Regions from separate parts of the Mus musculus genome. Here region 1 is linked to region 2. Evidence: chromatin contacts called from ENCODE Hi-C or POLR2A ChIA-PET data. All regions are on one chromosome and are shown on one strand. Each heading gives the region's core, a stretch centred on a gene start or an enhancer-like site at or near the end of the contact. The rest is flanking DNA. Distances are from core to core; before and after follow the strand shown. Region 1 holds the start of 4933404K13Rik (RIKEN cDNA 4933404K13 gene). Region 2 holds the start of Cd24a (CD24a antigen).

Region 1 (5,558 bases), core at 1,079-3,578, 250 kb after region 2:
CCTTGTCTCCAAAAATAAGGCAGAGTATGACTGACGAAGACCACCTCCGCTGGCCCCTCGCCTCCACATGTGTATGTGGGTGCATGTAAACACACAAATATATGTGTAGACATTCTTTACACAAAGCACACAAAACTTGGACAAGCCTCTTAGTTTGGGGAGGGGCAATATATGGCTTACACTGACCTTACTACTCTTTAATCAGAGAGCAAGTATAAGCAAGCTATGAAGAATGTGTTAGAATAACCACAAGAAGTAAGTGACGATTGTCCAGTTGTCTGTGTGAGTGCTAGGCCACAGCTGAGTGCCATACAGGAGGAAATGCCAGGAATCTCCATAAACCCAGAAGGTACAATAAAATTCCAAAATATCTGTTTCTCAGATCGCAGAACTCTTGTCCCTAGAAGGGACTGTCCTTCAATCAAATGACTTGCTAACACATCTTAGTTTTTAAAGAGCTTCCTGAATGAGCACTAATAGCAAGGACCACGCTTTCCAAAACACTGGGCCCTTGGCAGTCTGTGACACAGAGCAAGAAAGAATTCTGCTAGACATCTACATGAGCCACAAAAAGTATCAATGTATGCAAACACATAAGCCTGATCGAGGCACCTGGAGACCAAGCCAGCTTCCTGCTGCTGACGTGATCTCAGACAGTCTCTATGCCCTCTGGGTCCCATCAGCAAAATGAAGGTGGATGGTGGCAGCTGCTGTGTTCCCCACAAGACTGAACATCTGAGAAAGCTTCACGACTCACTGACTAAACCACCAGTGTCTTACTGTTCTTGTCGAAAGGTAATGAGAAAATCAAATTGTATCCCATTAAGGAAATATGTTTATAACTAAATTACCCCTGAGAACTTCATGCTTCCTGGAAAGGTCTTTCATTGCTCTCCTAATATGAAATTTACCAGGAAACCCATGTTTTTCTGAGTAGCCAGTAAACATATTTTGAAATGTTTTATTCTATGACAGCCTCTTTTGGCCATCTACATGTGATTTGTTGGAAGAGATCCTAGACAGATATTATTATTATTATTATTATTATTATTATTATTATTATTATTATTATTATTAAAAGGGATAAAAATCAATCAAATAGCCCAGAAGCATCTCACTGGGAGGAGACCCATTCTTCAATCAAACTCGCCACAAGTCCACTGTCACAAACTCAGCCTGATCACCATGCCCATGTCCACAAGACCTTACTGGTCCTGTGCCTGTTAACCATATACAGTAGTTACTGTGTCTGAGTTTAATATCGTTCCCCTTCCTTCTTGCCTAAAATACATGTACAATGTTCTTTGCCACATCTGCATTTAAAAAAAAAAAAAAAACCAAAACCACTTAGTGCTTAGAGCACAGTTCTGTCAGGGAATAGAGGGAGAGCTTTCAGAAGTGTACTTTTACACAGCTGCCTTTGCTTAGTCACTGTGCCCCAGTGTTTTCATCTGAAAAAATGGGCACACTACTCTCCAACCCTGAGCTTACTTTACAGTGGTCAGTATTAACCAGTTTACCGTACAAAACTGAACAAGAACAGGCCTGGCTTTGTGTAATCCAAACTTCATATCAAATTCTAAGGTAATGTGATTTTTCACGGTGTTTGTTGGGTAAGTTGTCCGAGAAGGTGGTTTGACCTAAGTCTGGAAGGAAGCAACTGAAATGACTTGGTAGAGAAAGATGTGTTGGTTTTCCTTGGCCATAATCACTTACTTACTCATAATTCTATAATTTGAGAAACAAGTGTGTCCAGACACGGCCTCTGGGCCAAACATAGTTATGAGAGTGGTCTGATCAAAATTTGTAAACTTGCTGAAAGTTTGGTGTGCATGTATGTGAGAGTGTGGTGTGTAATGTGTACATGCATGTGTGCATGTGTGTGTATATGTGGTGTATGTGTGTGTGTATGTGTGATGAAAGTGGTCTGATTGAAACTTGTAAACTTGCTGAAAGTGTGTGTGTCTGTGTGAGTGTGGTGTGTGTGTGTGTGTGTGCGTGCATGTGTGTATGTGTTGTGTGTGTGCGTGCGTGCGTGTGTATGTGTGGTGTGAGTGCGCGCACGTGTGTGCATGTGTGTGTATATGTGGCATATGTGTGTGTGTGCATGTGTTCATAACACGATTGCAGGATTTTTTTTAGCATGAACTTTGTAGATGAAAATGCCGTGTTGTAATGTCAAAAGATTAAACACATAAAATATGGGTTGGCAGGTGTGACCAATCTTTGCTTGTTTCAGGATTTTCCCTGTCCAATCACATTAGGGCAGTGGGAGACCTGTGATTGGACAGAGAACGGGAGGCGGGGCTAAGAGTCTCAGAGTTTGTCAGAGGGGAGGAGAAGCAAAATGGCTGCTGACGTATACCCGAGTTTTATTTTCCAGCCACAAGTAGCCTTGATTTCATAAGGTTAGAAATATTGGAATAAGACTTTTATCATTATCAATTGGCTCTGAAATTATTGTATTGGCATCTTGTAAATTGTAATTCTATTGATACATAAATCTGCTTGGTTAAGCTTTGAGAGTCTTGATTCTACCGGATAATTAGGTGTTGAGATGACCAACCATGGGATGCGTAGGGCATTGCGTGGTAGTGAGAGGAACTGGGGACGCTGGAGAGATGGCCCGGAGGGAGCTGTGTGGTCCTGCTTGGCCAGAGTTGGCGAGCCGGCAGGAGCGCGGGAGCGTGATCCGGCCCTGCAGAGCATTGTGGGTTCATCTTTTAAATATTTCCCGCAGCTGACTGGGCCACTCAAGATGGTGTCTTTATATACAGTACGGACATATCAGGAAGCAGTGGGCCAGGGATCTCTCAGTCCTTATAGTTTCTCTTGCTCTTCTCATGGTCATGGTGGCTTATCTTTTTAGAGTGTGCCCAGCTACCCCTAAAGCAGGGAATCTTTTGCCTGTGTTGAGACTCTCAAGAACTTCGCTGTATTTTACCGGTGAAAGAAGTCCCAGGATCAGTCTCCAGAGGAGGGCTGTGTTACTCAACATTCAACCACTATAGCAAGCCCCAGAGGTGATCAGTTTATAAAGAGGAAAGGTTTCGCTGGCTCGTGGATTCACAAATTTCAGCCATGTTCAGGTGGGAAGGCTGAAGGATCACTGAAGGAGGAGATGCTGAAGCCGTTCAATTCACAGTGAGGGGACAAAAAGAAAGGAAGACAGGCTTAAGTGCTCACTTATCCTCTTAAATGGTGCACTTCCAGGGGCCCAAAGCCTCATCGAAGGCCCCACTACTCAAAGGCTTCCCTGCCTCCCACCCGAGCCCTCCCAAAGACAGAATATTTAATACTCAGAACTTTATACCAAAACGTAAGAAGGAACTAGAGCTGACCAAGAGGAGCAGGAAGCACGGTTCACTGGATCCACTGTGAAATGGGCTAACGCGGAGATAAGTCAGAAGGCCTCCTGGGATCAACCAAGGTGAGCAGAGGAGGCCTGAAAACGGGTACTTAGCTGTCGATTTAAATAGAAACACCACCTGCAGCTTTATTTGGTTCTAAAATAGTTCTTGGCTAGGGGATGTAGCTCAGTGTTAAGACTTACCTACCATGTTGGTTCATGGCCAGAACTGCAAAAGAACAACCATATCATGGTATACACCCTGTGTTAATTAGCTTCCTGTCACTGTGACAAAAAAATTAAATAAAACAAAGCAAAAAAAAAAAAAAAAAAAAAAAAAAAAAAAAAAAAACCCTGGGAAAACTTAAAGGAGGAAATATTTATTTTGGCTGATGCTGGGTGGATTCTGGGCTTTAGTAAGACAAGCCATGTGACAGAAAGTGTGGGAGCACATGGTGGAACAGAATAGCTCTCTGCAAGTATCTGGGCCCCAGCGGGGTGACAGAGAAGTGCCCTTCAAAAAAAGCATCCTCCCAGTGGTCACTTCCTCCAAAGGGCTCAGGCAGTAACGCTCCGTCGCCAGCTGGTGGCGCTGTTTGAGGTGGCTTCAGAGGCAAAGCCTCGGGTCTCTGGAGGTTGGCTTTGAGTGTTCACAGACTTGCCCCACTTCAAGTTCTGTTTCATTCTTGCTGTAGATGAGGTCTCTCAGCTTCCAGCTCTTGCCGCCATGCCTGCTGCTCACTGCCATTCTTCCCCACCGCGGTGGACCCTCTGGAACCACGAGCCAAAATAAATTCCTTCTATATAAGTCGCCTTGGTCATAGGGTTTTATCCCAGCAACAGAAAAGTAACTACTACATCCTCCTAAGAGCCCACCCTGTACTGAGCCGCTTCTTCATAGCTTTAACCCCCTCGTGAGGCAGTGGCTACTCTATAATGTCACCATCCAGGAGTTAAGCCTTCGATACGCGAGAGGGATAGTCCTTATCCAAATGGTGGCATTTCTTAAACAATAAGATTCCAAGATCCAAATTAGGAAATGTAGAACCCTCGAACCCAAGCACCCCTAAAATCCTTATCCTGGGGAATTTGAATAATCCTTCTCCAATTCTGTGTCAAATTTGCTTGTTGAGCTCACATAGAGATTTTCTTTAGCCCACAGTGAAGATAACAAGGCCCTAGGTGTGACTCTACCAGGAAGTTTGTTCCTGTGGGTGCTCTTTTCAGAGCTCATCGGCAGTATTTTTTTTTTTTTTTCTCACTACTTTTGCCCGTCCTGTTTCTCAAAGCATCGATGTGGCTATGTTGTCTTATCCGGGGTTGTTTTTCCACGGAAACAGATTAAGAATTTTTTTTCAAAGAAATCTGAGAATTTGGTTGATTCTGGATATGTGTGTGTGTGTGTGTGTGTGTGTGTGTGTGTGTGTGTGTGTGTGTGTACATTCCTTTTCTGTTACCATATTTTTTTTCAAGTGAAAGCGATTTACTTATAAAGGATAGTGGTTTGTTTGGCTCAGGGCTGAAAGTAGGGACATACAAGTGTGTGTGGCGTAGAGGAGTCATGGAGACTCGGGGAGCAAGAGTGGGGTAGAGGCATGTCCAAACCCCAGGAATTTCATGCTGAGTCAGCAGAAGTAGGACTCCTCCCTCCCTGCCCTGGTTCTGCATGTCGGTTCCCCACCTCTTCCACCCTTGAGGTAGCCAGGTTCCAGGCTAAACATCCTTGTTCCTTATTAGGAATTCCTCATTATGCAAATGAGGTATCCCCAGCACCCTGGCCCCGACCAATGATGTACACTCACCCCATAGCCCCTACTCACTCCCTAAAGGTTTAAATAGCCGTCCTTTCCCCCAATTAAATGAGCTGCTCAATGAAGCTCAAATGAAGCCCGCTCCTCAAGAGTCTGTACCTGTTTTGTTCACGGTGACCAGTGGTCCTCATTTTCCCCTCAGCTGTTCCTGCCTCGCTTGTCTGACAGCCCGCGGTCATGCTGCTAAGTGACCGGGAGCGGAGTGAGGACAGCACTTATCGCCACCTATTGAGCCTTTGATGAAGACCTTAGGCTGCATAAAACCAGAAAGATGTCACATTATACCACATATGATAGCTCAGCCTTCTTCTCCCTCTGTCTTGGCTACTATTCTTTTGCTATGACAAAACGCTATGACCAAGGCAACCTATAGAAGAGTTCACTGGGTCTCAGAGGTT
Region 2 (5,339 bases), core at 1,003-3,502:
CTCTTACACTTGAGGCTTCAGGGGTCATAGGTCAGGACACCCCCTTCTGGGCACAGAATGGCCAACATCCTGCAAACACAGAATCGGTCCGTTCCCCGGGAGATTCTGCACAGGTGGAGAACGGAACAAAACACCACATAGGAGCGAGCCTGCGGCTCAGCTCGCTGTTTCTTTCAAATCACACAGAGAGGTAAACGGGGAAGGTAACTGCTTTCTGTTTCCTGTTCCCTCCAGCCAAGGAGCAAATGCCAAGGGAGAGAGCTAAGAGCTAGGCACTGGAGCGCGCAACAGACACAGCAGTCTTTTGTGTTTGCTTTTGAGATAGGGCCTTGCTTCGTAACCTTGGATAGCCTGGAACTTGCTCATGTAGACCAGGCTGGCCTGGAACTTGCAGTGAGTGATCTTCCCGCCTGTGCCTTCTTAGAGCTTGGTTTCCAGGCATGCACTATCACAGCTGGTGTACATTAATTGCTTAATAACACATCGGTTACAGTGTCACCATCACCTGCGTTTTACAGAAGAAGCAGCCCCAGCTTTTTGTCCAAAGTAAAAAAGAAAAAAAAAAAAAAAAAAAAAAAAAAAGAATGTCTCATAGCATTTGGGCCGATACCTGGCTCCAGAGGCTGTGTTGTTAACTACGGCACCAACACATTTCCTTAAACTAATACCGAGAGGGAGGGGAGAGAGATCAAGTTGGAGGAAGGAGGGGCAAGAATGGAGAACTGAGGGGCAGAAAAAACAAGCCTAGGGCACAAAACAAAACAAAACCCCCAAACCAAATGGAAGCCAGGAATAACTCCAGGAGTAGCCCCATAGCCTGTTGTCCTGAAGAAACTCTGAAGACGGCGCCCTTGGGGTTAGGCGCTATTGAGTCAGTCCTTGCGCCACCCTGGGAGAGGAGCGCCGCCGTTGCTGGGCACAGAACGACCTTTCTATACAGTGTGCTAACTGTTAAACAGAAAGTTCACTGGCGCTATACAAAAATTCCTGTGCGCCCAAGCACACCTCACACGTGGAAAGTTACTGAGCGGTTGTGGCTGACTTGGTAAGGCTCAGGCAGCCACAAACCAACGACTGTGGAGTCCATTGTCAGCTTGCTGCCATAAAACTTTGTTTTTACGAGGCTGTTCTGCAAAAATTGAAATTTAAACAAATTTCCACCGTTGCTAGGTTTGCTTTGTTTTGCTTTAAGGTCTGTAAAACACGTGGGCTAAACTTTAAATAGGAAGGTCCTAAACCCTGTGATTAAAGATTAGAAAATATTCTACCACTAAGTTGTTTTAAAGTTTGCTTTGAAGTTTTCACAAAAGAAGGTCGAAAGAAAGATTCCACTAAAATGTACAGACGGATGACTAATCTTTCTGAATCGGTTTGTCAAATTACTTAAAGGCAACTATGGGTGGAAATGGCTTGAATAAGAAAGCGTTCGAACGCTGAGCAAGTACTGTGCCACAGAGGCAGAACAAGCACGTCCCCAGAAACGTGGAGAATACTGGGACCGAAACCCAGTCCCTCGCAATGTCCCGCCCCGTGGCCGAGCGCAGCTGGCTGTTGCCTAGGTCCGGTTGGATGCTCCCGGGTATGGCCGGGTGCGCGATGCTTGATGCAGCACTAGAGGAACTCAAAACACAAAGCAAGCAGCCAGGGGCGGCCGCCCAGCCGAGCATACTCACGGCTGGGGCCCGGGATCCTGGCGATCCCTGCCGTGCAGCCGCCAAGGGACAGTGCGTGGCGACGCCCGGTCTCCTCCTCGCCAACCCCGCGCACCACGGCCCGGGGACCTGCCAAGCCTGTCCCGTTCCCCCTTGCAGCCGGCACTTGACAAAAACCAGCCCTGAGCTCCGCGCAGTCTGCGCGGCGCCCGCGGCTTCGACTTTTCGTGTTGGGGGGTAAGATGGCAGGGCCGGGGAAACAAAGGAAACTTGGGCCGGCCGGCGTGTGTGGTTCGTGTGCTCGCCCCAGGTCCCGTGTGGGAGTCGCCTGCGCCTGTGCATGCAGCCTGCCCGGGGAAACCCTAGCTGTGCCAGAGCCCGGGGCGCCCGCCCACCTGCCGCGCTGGCCGCCCCGGGACATCCCAAGTCACCCCGGGCCGGTGCAGGCGGCGGGGGAGGGGCCGTGAGAGCCGCACAGGAGGGTGGGGGTGGGGGCGGGGAGGCGGCGGGGGAGGAGGAGAGCACGGGTGGGCGGGCGCCGCACGTCACGGCTATTGTGGCTGTCCCGGTATATAAGGTCCCGCCGGCCGGCCGCGCTCCCCACCTTGCCTGCGCCCGCGCGAGCTTAGCAGATCTCCACTTACCGAACATCTAGAGAGTCGCGCCGCGCGCCGACGGAGCGGACATGGGCAGAGCGATGGTGGCCAGGCTAGGGCTGGGGTTGCTGCTTCTGGCACTGCTCCTACCCACGCAGGTGAGACCCTGTTCTCGATTGGGCACTGGAGACGCGTCCTGGGGCTTGTGTGTGTGTGTTCGCGCGCGCGTAGGAGGGGCAAAGTCTTTGCCTCCGGCCAGGCACTGGGGTAGGGGGAGAATTTTGTGTAACTGACTTGGGGAACTCGTGGTGTGGATTCCCTCGAGAGAGCGCCCCCTTCCCTTCTCACGGAAGGTCTTCGCGCTCCCTGCGAACCACACAAAGAGAGGGAACGGTCCCCTTCGGGGGAGCGTGGCACACGCCCATCCTCCACCGTCCAAACTGGTTTGGAGATCACCCAGGAAGCCCTGGTTGTGGCTTTATCTCCCACAGGTCTTGAAGCTTAGTTAGGGACCTCCCGACTGCACAAACTCTCGCGGTGCGACCCCACACCTCCATCCCTGGCCACCTTAGGAGCCCCATCCCAACCTAGAATCCCCGGGCATTATAGAGACGGAGGGCAGGACTGTAGTGTCCCGATTCTCCGTCAGGCTTTGTCCTAGTCCACAGACGCTTCCTCTCTTAGATTTGTCCCGGGTACAGATCTTGCCCCCCAACGCCATGGGTGGCGCTGCTCTAGCTGCGTTAGGGTGAAGGCGCCGCGCCCAGAATGAGACCTGGAGCTGAGCCTGAGAGACTGGGACGGGACTCAGAGAATCCGACTGTAGCTTTTCACTGCGGTTGGTTCGCTTAGGGATGTCCCTAGGGCTTTTTGCCCCTGAAAAGTTGGGAGCGCCGGATTTTTGGTCCCTAGAGATCCAGGGTCCGGGCTCACCTGGGAGAGCAGCCCAAGAGCTTGAGGCGCGCTTCGTCTTCCCCTTCTCAGGCAGGGTAACTATACCCCATTGTCTTCTCGCTGCGGGTTGACTGTGCCCCGGGGCCTTTCTCAGTTCACCCGATCCCCCATCTAGGAGGGGCTGGGCATCGTGAAACTGGTTGGTCTCACTCAGATTCCCTTCTCCCCAGGGCGCCCCCCCCCCCCGAAATGTTGAGAGGGAGGTGTTGGTTAAACAAATCAAGGGAGATTGGTGGAGAAAAACTGTTTAATGCCAATTTAATAATTAACGTAAAATTTTGTTGATGGTGTTAGAGAGGACCTCTAGACTCAGACTGAACATTGGGCTCCTTTTTCATCATCATTATTATTATTATTTAGTTTTTTTGTCACCTGCTGTACTAAAAGCTCTTTGTATAAATGAAGAGCGGTTACTTTCCGGTACCCCTAAGACAGGCTCCCTGTTTTAAACAACTTAGCATATTAATGTTTTCCTTTTTGTGTGAATGCCACTTCCCGATAGGACAAGCTCTCTTACACACAGTAGGCACCCAGTAAGTATAATTGACTGGATCAGGTGTGGCTAATCTACTTTGGACACAATTTGCACATTTCTTCAGTCAATATTTGGTTAATGACCTTACGCCTGTAGAACAAAAGGTGCTGATGTGGGAGGGCTTATCAAGGGGCCGCCGAAAGTACGTGTGGCTAGATTCTTTGCTGGGTGCCACGTCGCCCTCTCTCTTGCTTGTAATCGGAAGCTCTAGCAAGCCCTGGCAAACCCTCCTTTCAGTGAGGGCTAAAAACTCGGATCAGCCTTTGTTCCATGACAAAGGAGAGTATCACGTGCCTCGCCGGACTGTGCATTTCACGGCTTGCAAAAGCAGCGGTGAATGTGCCACTAGGTTGCTGGGACACAGGGAAAGCCTTGGTTTCGGTCACAGCGTCTAGTCAGTCACCAGGCAATGAGCTGGTGAAATTTAACTCCAAACCCCGCCTTATGTGAAAGGGAGGATGTTTTAACTGAAATCCTTCTGCCGCAGAGCAAGGAGTCTCCGATATTTATTTGAAATGCAGATTAAATTAATCACTGTTGCTGCTAACCTCTGGCGCTGGCAGTGAAGCCTGGCCCCTGAGCGACATCCCTAGGGTGGCCAGCTCCCAGTTTTCAATTTGAGACATTTTTTTTTTCAGGTTTTGGGAAGGGTTATAATTTCAAGATTTCAAATGAGCAGATAGGATACCCAATGTCCTTTTCAGTTTTAAATGTTAAGATACTTCCTTAAAGCAGGCTGTGTGAAGCCAGAGACTCAGCATATCAGGCCAGGCTGTGTGGTCCAGCAAACTCTTAGATCTCAGTCACCACGCAAGTCACCATGCAGACACACGGCCCCTACGCCTCCCTCCCCCTGTTTTGATTGGTTTTGAGATAAGCCCCACTATGAACTGCTGACTGGGCTGGGTTTTTGTTGTTGTTGTTGACTAGAATTTAGAGAGACCTGCCTGCCTCTGCTTCCTCCTGAGTGCCAAGATTAAAGGTGTATGCCACAATTCTTGGCCACACCCAAATTTTCTTCTCTCTCTCTCTCTCTCTCTCTCTCTCTCTCTCTCTCTCTCTCTCTCTCTCTTTCCAGGAATCAAATCTCATAATAGATGGTTGTAAGCCACCACCATATGGTTTCTGGGATTTGAACTCAGAACCTCTGGAAGAGCAGCCAATGCTCTTAACCTCTGAGCCATCTCTCCAGCCCAGGTTTTATTTTCTTGAGACAGAGTCTAGGCATAAAACCCAGGCTGGCCTTAAGGCCTAGATCTCTCGGGTTTCATTCTCTGGTGCTAGGGTTACAGATCAGAACCACTGACCTGGCTCGATTACAGTTTCAAAAATTTTAAGCAACTTTAAAATATCCCCTTGTCTAGGGAAATAGGAAACCTAGCCTGCAATGTTAGCCAATCCATATAGTATCTGAAACCGGATTAACCAGCTACTTTATTACACTGTGCAGAACTAGACACATTTATGCTCTTGGCAGTCTGGAGAACTCTGTTTTTGAGACCGACGGTCTCATGTAGCCAAGGCGGGACTGGAACTCTTGACTCTTCGCCTCTGCTTTCCAAGTGCTGAGATGGTGAATCACCACATTGGGCTTTAAGAACT

What was found. A loop is a pair of places that touch in the nucleus more often than their neighbours do. ChIA-PET counts read pairs that join two places held with the same protein, here RNA polymerase II (POLR2A).
Region 1: a map of v-Abl transformed pro-B cells shows a loop between it and region 2 (5-fold over the local background). The contact joins the promoter of 4933404K13Rik here to the promoter of Cd24a in region 2. A Hi-C loop is called at or near these places in 4 of 37 maps with a recorded cell type or tissue (CH12.LX, mature B cell and v-Abl transformed pro-B cells). POLR2A ChIA-PET finds 5 or more read pairs at or near these places in 1 of 5 experiments (embryonic stem cell).

Annotation. Positions count from the first base shown.
Region 1 is chr10:43,823,579-43,829,136 of GRCm38, forward strand. It overlaps 4933404K13Rik (RIKEN cDNA 4933404K13 gene), which reads left to right and starts at 2,329. Exons shown (of 3, transcript NR_131055.1): 1 at 2,329-2,408.
Region 2 is chr10:43,576,917-43,582,255 of GRCm38, forward strand. Cd24a (CD24a antigen) reads left to right here and starts at 2,253. Exons shown (of 2, transcript NM_009846.2): 1 at 2,253-2,406. The coding sequence starts at 2,338.